Regions from separate parts of the Homo sapiens genome. Here region 1 is linked to region 2. Evidence: chromatin contacts called from ENCODE Hi-C or POLR2A ChIA-PET data. All regions are on one chromosome and are shown on one strand. Each heading gives the region's core, a stretch centred on a gene start or an enhancer-like site at or near the end of the contact. The rest is flanking DNA. Distances are from core to core; before and after follow the strand shown. Region 1 holds the start of MIR181A1HG (MIR181A1 host gene). Region 2 overlaps NEK7 (NIMA related kinase 7).

The links. Hi-C counts contacts between places; a loop is a spot of excess contacts on that map. ChIA-PET counts read pairs that join two places held with the same protein, here RNA polymerase II (POLR2A). Pooled maps may share reads with other maps.
Region 1: a loop to region 2 is called in a pooled map, with 3 times the contacts of the local background. The contact joins the promoter of MIR181A1HG here to the enhancer-like site in region 2. A Hi-C loop is called at or near these places in 5 of 37 single-sample maps with no recorded cell type and 7 of 50 pooled maps. POLR2A ChIA-PET finds 5 or more read pairs at or near these places in 1 of 52 experiments (activated CD4-positive, alpha-beta T cell).

The regions. Positions count from the first base shown.
Region 1 is chr1:198,935,023-198,938,756 of GRCh38, reverse strand. MIR181A1HG (MIR181A1 host gene) reads left to right here and starts at 1,328. Exons shown (of 3, transcript NR_040073.1): 1 at 1,328-1,531. RefSeq lists enhancers at 1,028-1,077, 1,478-1,537.
Region 2 is chr1:198,251,830-198,255,359 of GRCh38, reverse strand. NEK7 (NIMA related kinase 7) reads right to left here. Exons shown (of 10, transcript NM_133494.3): 3 at 2,180-2,320. Among named protein-coding and RNA genes, the nearest start is that of NEK7, 97 kb to the right of the region's middle. Within about 2 kb of position 1,564, at least 4 of the 41 ENCODE cell types and tissues checked have a DNase peak (open chromatin) inside an H3K27ac peak, as active enhancers do.

The DNA of each region.
Region 1 (3,734 bases), core at 79-2,578, 680 kb before region 2:
GCAAAATAGAATAATTGACTCATTAACAGTTGTGAGAACTGAATGAGGGGCTCTAAAGGGTTTTGCACATTACTTGCCATACAGTAGGAAGGAACCTATAAGTGACAACCATCATTATTTGGAAGGACACATACCTAGTTGGAAAAAGTAGGTATGGAATCAGCCACTTGGGTTCAAATCCAGGCACTACCATGGTAGTAAAACATTTGAGTCTGTTTTTGCCGAGGAGAAATGAAAGTAGTCAAACTTATTCTATGGGTTGTACAATTATTGAATTAAATGAGAAGGTAACTGGCTCTTAGTAGGTACGTAAGACAGAGCAAACTAGTATTTATTTCAATGTTTCCTTCATTTATTTTGCATAACACGGTGGATCAGTGTTATGAAGAGAGTCACTACTGTCAGAGGCTACATTCCTCACCTTTAACATAGGGAATGTGAGACTTGATGACTTCTAAGGTAGTTTACAGCCTCTAAATCTTTACAAACACATTTAAGTATTTTTAAGGAATTGGGTGAATTAAAGAATCCTAGCAAAACTAAAAATACCTTCTGACTGGCAGTTTCTGGACATTCTGCCTTACATAAAGTGGTAAATTAAAGAGTGACTTTGATGGAGAAATATATTTCTTCTTTATCCCTTCTTAGTTAAAGCCCCTTATTTGATTTGTTTTGATATTGTTGCCTTTTATTATTTCCCAGAGTTATTTCTAGCCCTCCTTTCTCCAAAATGTAATAATTACTCAAAAGTTAATTCTGTTGTTGGTGTCACTAATGGACAATTTAGTTTATTAGTTTAGAACTACAATAAAGTCTCTGTAAATGTAAAAATAAAATTTGAAAATGCGTCATTGAAAATAATTGATTTTGTGCTTCAAAACATGACAGTTCTGCAAAGGAATATGATGATAATTTACTTTCTGTCACTTCCAAGGTTAACTGAAGGGAGAAAAAAATACAAAAAACATTTTTTCTGACAGGCAAACAGGCAAATTATAGACAAAACTGCAGGGCAGGGGGATAAAAAGAAAAAAGAAATCTTAAAAAAGCTGAGCTTCCAATCACCTCCCACCAGTCTCTGTGAAGGATGACTTCAGTCCCTTTCTTAACTAATTCTGTCACTGTAAAATCCTACAGTCATTCTTCCACACATAGAGGACAAATAAGCTCAAGAGGAGGATCTAGATGCTTTCAGTTTTAACTATTCACCAATGGTGGAAAAGGCAGAATGCCTAAGCTATGTCTTTGTGGCCAATAGGATAGCTCTGTATCTCTCACATGACTCACTGCCCCTGTCTTTCACATGGGCTGTAATTTAGTTCAATTCAGAACTGCAGATAGTACAGCTTCCACAGGAGCAAGGGATGTCTGAGCACAAGTGGCTGAGTTCCGAGTGACTTTATGAAGCACTTTCTACCTTCCTCTCCGGCATGAAAACAGGGATTCTGCACCTGCATCATGGACAGTCTGGCAAAAGCCTCTGCTCTGCCTCCGGGGACAAGAAACTAGAGCAAATAACCGTTTTGAAATTGTAAGTATACCTTTCTTTCCGTCAAGTGTACTGATTAAAATAGTTTTATGTCATAAACATCCAATATTTGAAGATTTCTTAAGGGTACTCTTTCATGTGTATATTGAAGGTTATTCAGCTGGCAGGAAAATATTCCAGGGACAATTGTTGCATACTTTATTCTGTTGAGGATAAAGAATTAAAAATAAAAGTCAGGCATTCCAAAGAGTAGCTGTAGGAGGCTGTGCGCTGGAACATCGCTCTAGTGTGCTGCTTTGTTCATAAGAAAAAATGAAGGCACACGCATATGTACTTAGTTCACTTCTTTTTGCTCTTTATGTCTAATCAGATTTGCTCTGTCCCCAAGAAAAATAAAAGACAAACTTTGCTGACTCCACTGACAAGGGCACCATAGACTTTCCAGACATCTGACAGTTATTATAATTAGCTATGAAAGACTGCAAAGACACTTGGGGGCAAATAGCTCTTAAATTCTGAACAATGGCTTCAAGCCAGGGCTTTATATGTTTTTTTAACCACCACTTTTAATTTTATAATAAGGATAGAGACTGAACTGGTTTCGGTGTTGTAGTCCACACAATGTGAAATAAAGTCCCAGCAGAAGTGAAGGCGACTGAAAGTGGCCAGTGTAAAGACAGAAGGAAAAGACAGCTTTCTGTCTTAGGATCTAGCCTTCCATGTATAAAGATTTTTTTTTTTTTTGAAATTCCTAATAGGGTGGAGTGAGGATGTGGGGGTGGGGAGGAAGCATGCGGAAGCTTCTTTATAGAAGAATGCTTGAAGAATAAAATAATTTGGCATTTCTTCTTTCTAGCAAGCAAAAGATATGATTAGCATCTAAGTTCCTTACATTCATAGTGAGGTTTTTTGATGGAGTTCAAACAGAAGCAACATACAATGCAGTTTTTAAATTTATAAAATAATTGGAAACAAATGGATAGAATGTTCCTGCATTACTGCTTTCTTTTTATATTCAGCTACAGTAATCTAGCAATACATTATGCCTTTACTTTTAGAATTATCCACATCCTTAAAAAGTTATAAGCTAAGTCTTATAAGAAATTAAAAGGCAAATCACACCAGTGTGATTATGACTGATGAAGATTTTGAATGACAAAGCCTCCAACAAAAAGAGTTTGTGAAAAACATTGTCCTCCTCATTTTTAAAAGAGAATATTAACTCCATCAATTATTGAAAGGAATTATTCAAAGGCTCCAGACATAACTAATTATGGCTTAAAGAGAGCTGCCAGAGCAGAGCCTGTGTTCTAATTATAAAAGTCCAAGACGTTAGGATTCATTTTCTTAAGGAGGGCTTGAAAATAAATACAAATTTTCACATAATCTTATAAAAATACACCATTTTTTTTCTTTGTCTGCTCTCATGTTATCTACACCTCCCCCACCGCCGCCCACTGTGTGCTGAGACACCTGAAGGCTAGACATAATGATCAACAGAGCTCCAGCCTGTCTGGACTCCAGCCAGATTTTTTTCCCCTTCTACAATCAAGGAGCTTGCACGCAATGCATGCCGAGCCTATTCCACTGCTATGTGCAGATCCGGGATGGAAGTCTTACACATACTGCGGAAAGATTAAAGACAACAATATCCCCTTTCTCTTACCCTAGACAGCCTCAATTTTTAACCCTTTCATTACCTTTGAAACCAAGACGTCTTACCCATTCAAAGGCAGGTCTCAAGGGACTTTGCAACTCCCGCACCACATCATACAGATGCACATGCCTCATTTGGTGTAGAAATCTCATCTCAACAGATCTTATCAGAATATTTTAGGAACTAATAGTGTGCTAACTAAACATAATGTAATTTGTTTGTGTGGGGAATGCATGTTTGAATGAACTTATGCTGCATGAAATCTGGAACAAGTCAAAGGTCTGTCGAAAGATTCTTGCAAACCTTGCAGAAGGTTATATACCATTTCTGATGATGCTGTTCTTTAAGCATCTTTCTCTCTCTCTCTCCTCACACACACACATACATACACACATACTCGCTCTCTTTTCTCTTTCTCTATCTCAAGATGCACACACTCAACCAGGAAATTATATCATTATATCACAGAGAAATCCAGGTTAGCTGGTGATGTCATCATATATAAAATTTTGCCTTTGTGGGCAACATTTTCAATCACCTAATCGCTAATGTATGTTGGGTGTGTGCCCATAGGAAGTTCACGTGCTC
Region 2 (3,530 bases), core at 315-2,814:
ATCCATCCAACCTCCCATCTTGACAATCTGTGGCAGATTGGCAGCTATGTTCTCTCCATTCTATTCTGTATGTTGAGCTTGTAATTTTACTTTGAAAATAATGGATTTTGAAGATTGTTACTCTACTTGAGAGTCCACAATGCATCCTCAATTGCCTACGGTTCAAATTCCTCTGTCTGGCTCCAATGCTCACCACAATCTGGGCTCATATTTATAGCCTGGCTTAAGTTCCAATTCCACCAATTCCAACAGCTCAAATTGACATCTCCATTCTGTGAACTCTTATTTAAATCAGGAACCCATGCCACAGGGTTTAACATTAAACTGTTCTAGATAGACTCTTGTTCCCCTGGAGGGCAGGAATAATACCACTAGTTTCTTTTTTATTTCCCTGGGTGCTCAGAGATCACAGTAGAAATTTAATCCATTTTAAAAATGAATCAGAGTTCTTTTGTAAGGGAATAATCGTTCCAAAAGTAATCTCTTTCATAAACACTAATAACTACATCCCATATTGTGTTTTCTTAAGCTCTGAGTGGCATATTAAAACAGAGAAGACTGCAATTCTTATATGCTGCTGGCGAAAACTTACACCAGTGCAACTTTGGAAAGCAACTTGGCATTAACTTGCAGTACACATGCATCCCCTGTGGGATGCAGTCATTTCCACTCTTAAGCACAAACAAGAGAGAAATTCTTGTATGTGTAAACTAGGAAAGACATGAGAATATCAGAGAAGCATTGTTTGTAATAGCAAATAACTGTAAACAACTTAAACAACAATCAACAAGAACAAGTGAATATTATACAGTAGCAAAAAGGATAAACTACAGCACATGCACCAACACGGACTAATTGCTCAAACACGAAGCTATGTGAAAAAAGCAAGCTGTGTGAGTGTGTGTGCGTGTAATACATATATAAAACATGCTTCATTTATGTAAAGTTTAAAAAAATGCAAAAGTAAACAATAGACTATTTTAGAAATTCATACCAATGTAGGAAAAACAATAAAGAAAAACAAAGGAATGATAAACATTACATTCAGGATATGGTTATCTCTGAGGGAAGGGAGTAGCACACACATGTCGAAAATATTTTTAATGTTTATTTCTTAAGCTGCCTTGTGGATATGCGGGTATCTCTATTATTGTTTACATCTAACACATATACCAGATAAAACCTTTTATAAATCATTAGTTTCATTTTTAAATGTAAATTAAAACTGTTCATCTCTATATTGGCTGTCACAAGTATACTAATCATCTTAAGAAGTTTAAAAAAAAAAAGACATTTAGATTTCACAGGTATCTGCAGAAAAAAGATAAAAGAGTTGCAAAGCAAAATAGTCTGTAGCACAGGTGAAGAATAACTATTACCATAATTGAAAAAGGGAAGTAAAAGTGTATGATTCACTGTGTGATTTACTGTTTGATGTCATACACACTGGAAGGCAGAAAGACAAGTACTTTCTAGGCCAGAGGACCTCATTAGGGCAAGTGAAACACTCAGGGCTCTGGCAAGTGAGCATTCCAGGGTAGCTCAGTTGGACTGCAACTCCAGGGTTAGGGCAGGACTTGGAAAGAGGAGCTGGAGCAAGATAAATGAATTCGAGAAGACAGGAAAGGGTCTGGATTAGAGAGCAAATCTGATTCCAGAATGACACAAATACAATAAGAGATTTTAAAGTTAGGTATCAATGTTCTAATTTTATCTGCCTCGTTTTTATTTCCAAGTAAATAAAGTTCACTTCATTTTCCTTTCATTTTTTTGCTGGTATAGTTTAACTGCCATTTACTAACTTCGGGCAGTACATTTTGTGACTCTAGTTTCTGACTACAGTGCCTATAGCTGTAGAACTTCAGTGAGTATTCAACATCTAGTTAAATGTCCAGGTAGAAGTAATGGTGATGACTCAAATCTGCCTCTTAAAATCTAGAGTTGTGAAAGCTTTTTGAGGTTCAATACGAGCTAAATTTTTAAAGCCTAGAAATAGTGTTAAAACTAATATTTCCACTCCATACTACACTTGTTTCTGGCTTTTAAAATACAACGTTCAATCTTTCCCAGCATTCTCAACTTAAGGCTATCAGTACCCAATCATTCAGGATATACTTTTCTCATCTATAATTCACATAGTATAATTTTACATTGATTTATATAATTAAAGTCATCTTACCTGCACTTTTTTTAAAGCTACTGGTACTCCATCCAAGAGACAGGCTGCTCTATAAACTTCACTAAATTGTCCGCGACCAATTTTCTTTTCTATTCGAAAGTTGGCTAATGTATTATAGCCCATATCCGGTCGTAAGGCCTTCTGTAATTAAAAATGTCAGAAAAATTTTCAATCACACAATATACACGCAATACACACAATCACTGATCATTTTCATATATGTAGGTGACACATAGGGTAAGTTTGCAGACATCCATTCACTCAACAACAAATATTTACTGAACTTATGCCAGGCACTGTCCTACACACTGACGATACAGTAGCAGACTAGAGAGACAATAATCCCTGTACCTGAGGAACTTACATTCTAGTGAGGGGAATAAACAAGGAATACATTAAAACATACATATATATATATGTGTGTTTTAATAAATATATAAAACATACATACATGTTTTAATAAATATGTAAACATACATACATGTTTTAATACATAAACATACATATGTTTTAATATATAAACATACATATATGTTTTAATATATAAAACATACATATACATGTTTTAATAAATATATAAACATACATATATATGTGTATATATGTACTTTTTATATATATATATATATATATATATATATATATATATATAGTATGTGAGATAGGAAAGCCTAAAAAGGAAGTTAATTAAGGAAGAAGGATACAACATAGGGATGAAGAGTCTGAACTTTTAGATAAGAACTCCTTGCAAAGGATACCCAGGAATTGAACTCAGCTCTGCACCAAGCAGACCTAATAGACATCTACAGAACTCTCCAACCTAAATCAACAGAATATACATTTTTTTCAGCACCACACCACACCTATTCCAAAATTGACCACATAGGTGGAAGTAAAGCTCTCCTCAACAAATGTAAAAGATCAGAAATTATAACAAACTGTCTCTCAGACCACAGGGCAATCAAACTAGAACTCAGGATTAAGAAACTCACTCAAAACCGCTCAACTGTGTGGAAACTGAACAACCTGCTCCTGAATGACTACTGGGTACATAACGAAATGAAGGCAGAAATAAAGATGTTCTTTGAAACCAACGAGAACAAAGACACAACGTACCAGAATCTCTGGGACACATTCAAAGCAGTGTGTAGAGGGCAATTTATAGCACTAAATGCCCACAAGAGAAACCAGGAAAGATCCAAAACTGACACCTTAACATCACAATTAAAAGAACTAGAAAAGCAAAAGCAAACACATTCCAAAGCTAGCACAAGGCAAGAAATAACTAAAATCAGAGCAGAACTGAAGGAAATAGAGACACAAAAACCCTTCAAAAAATTAATGAATCCAG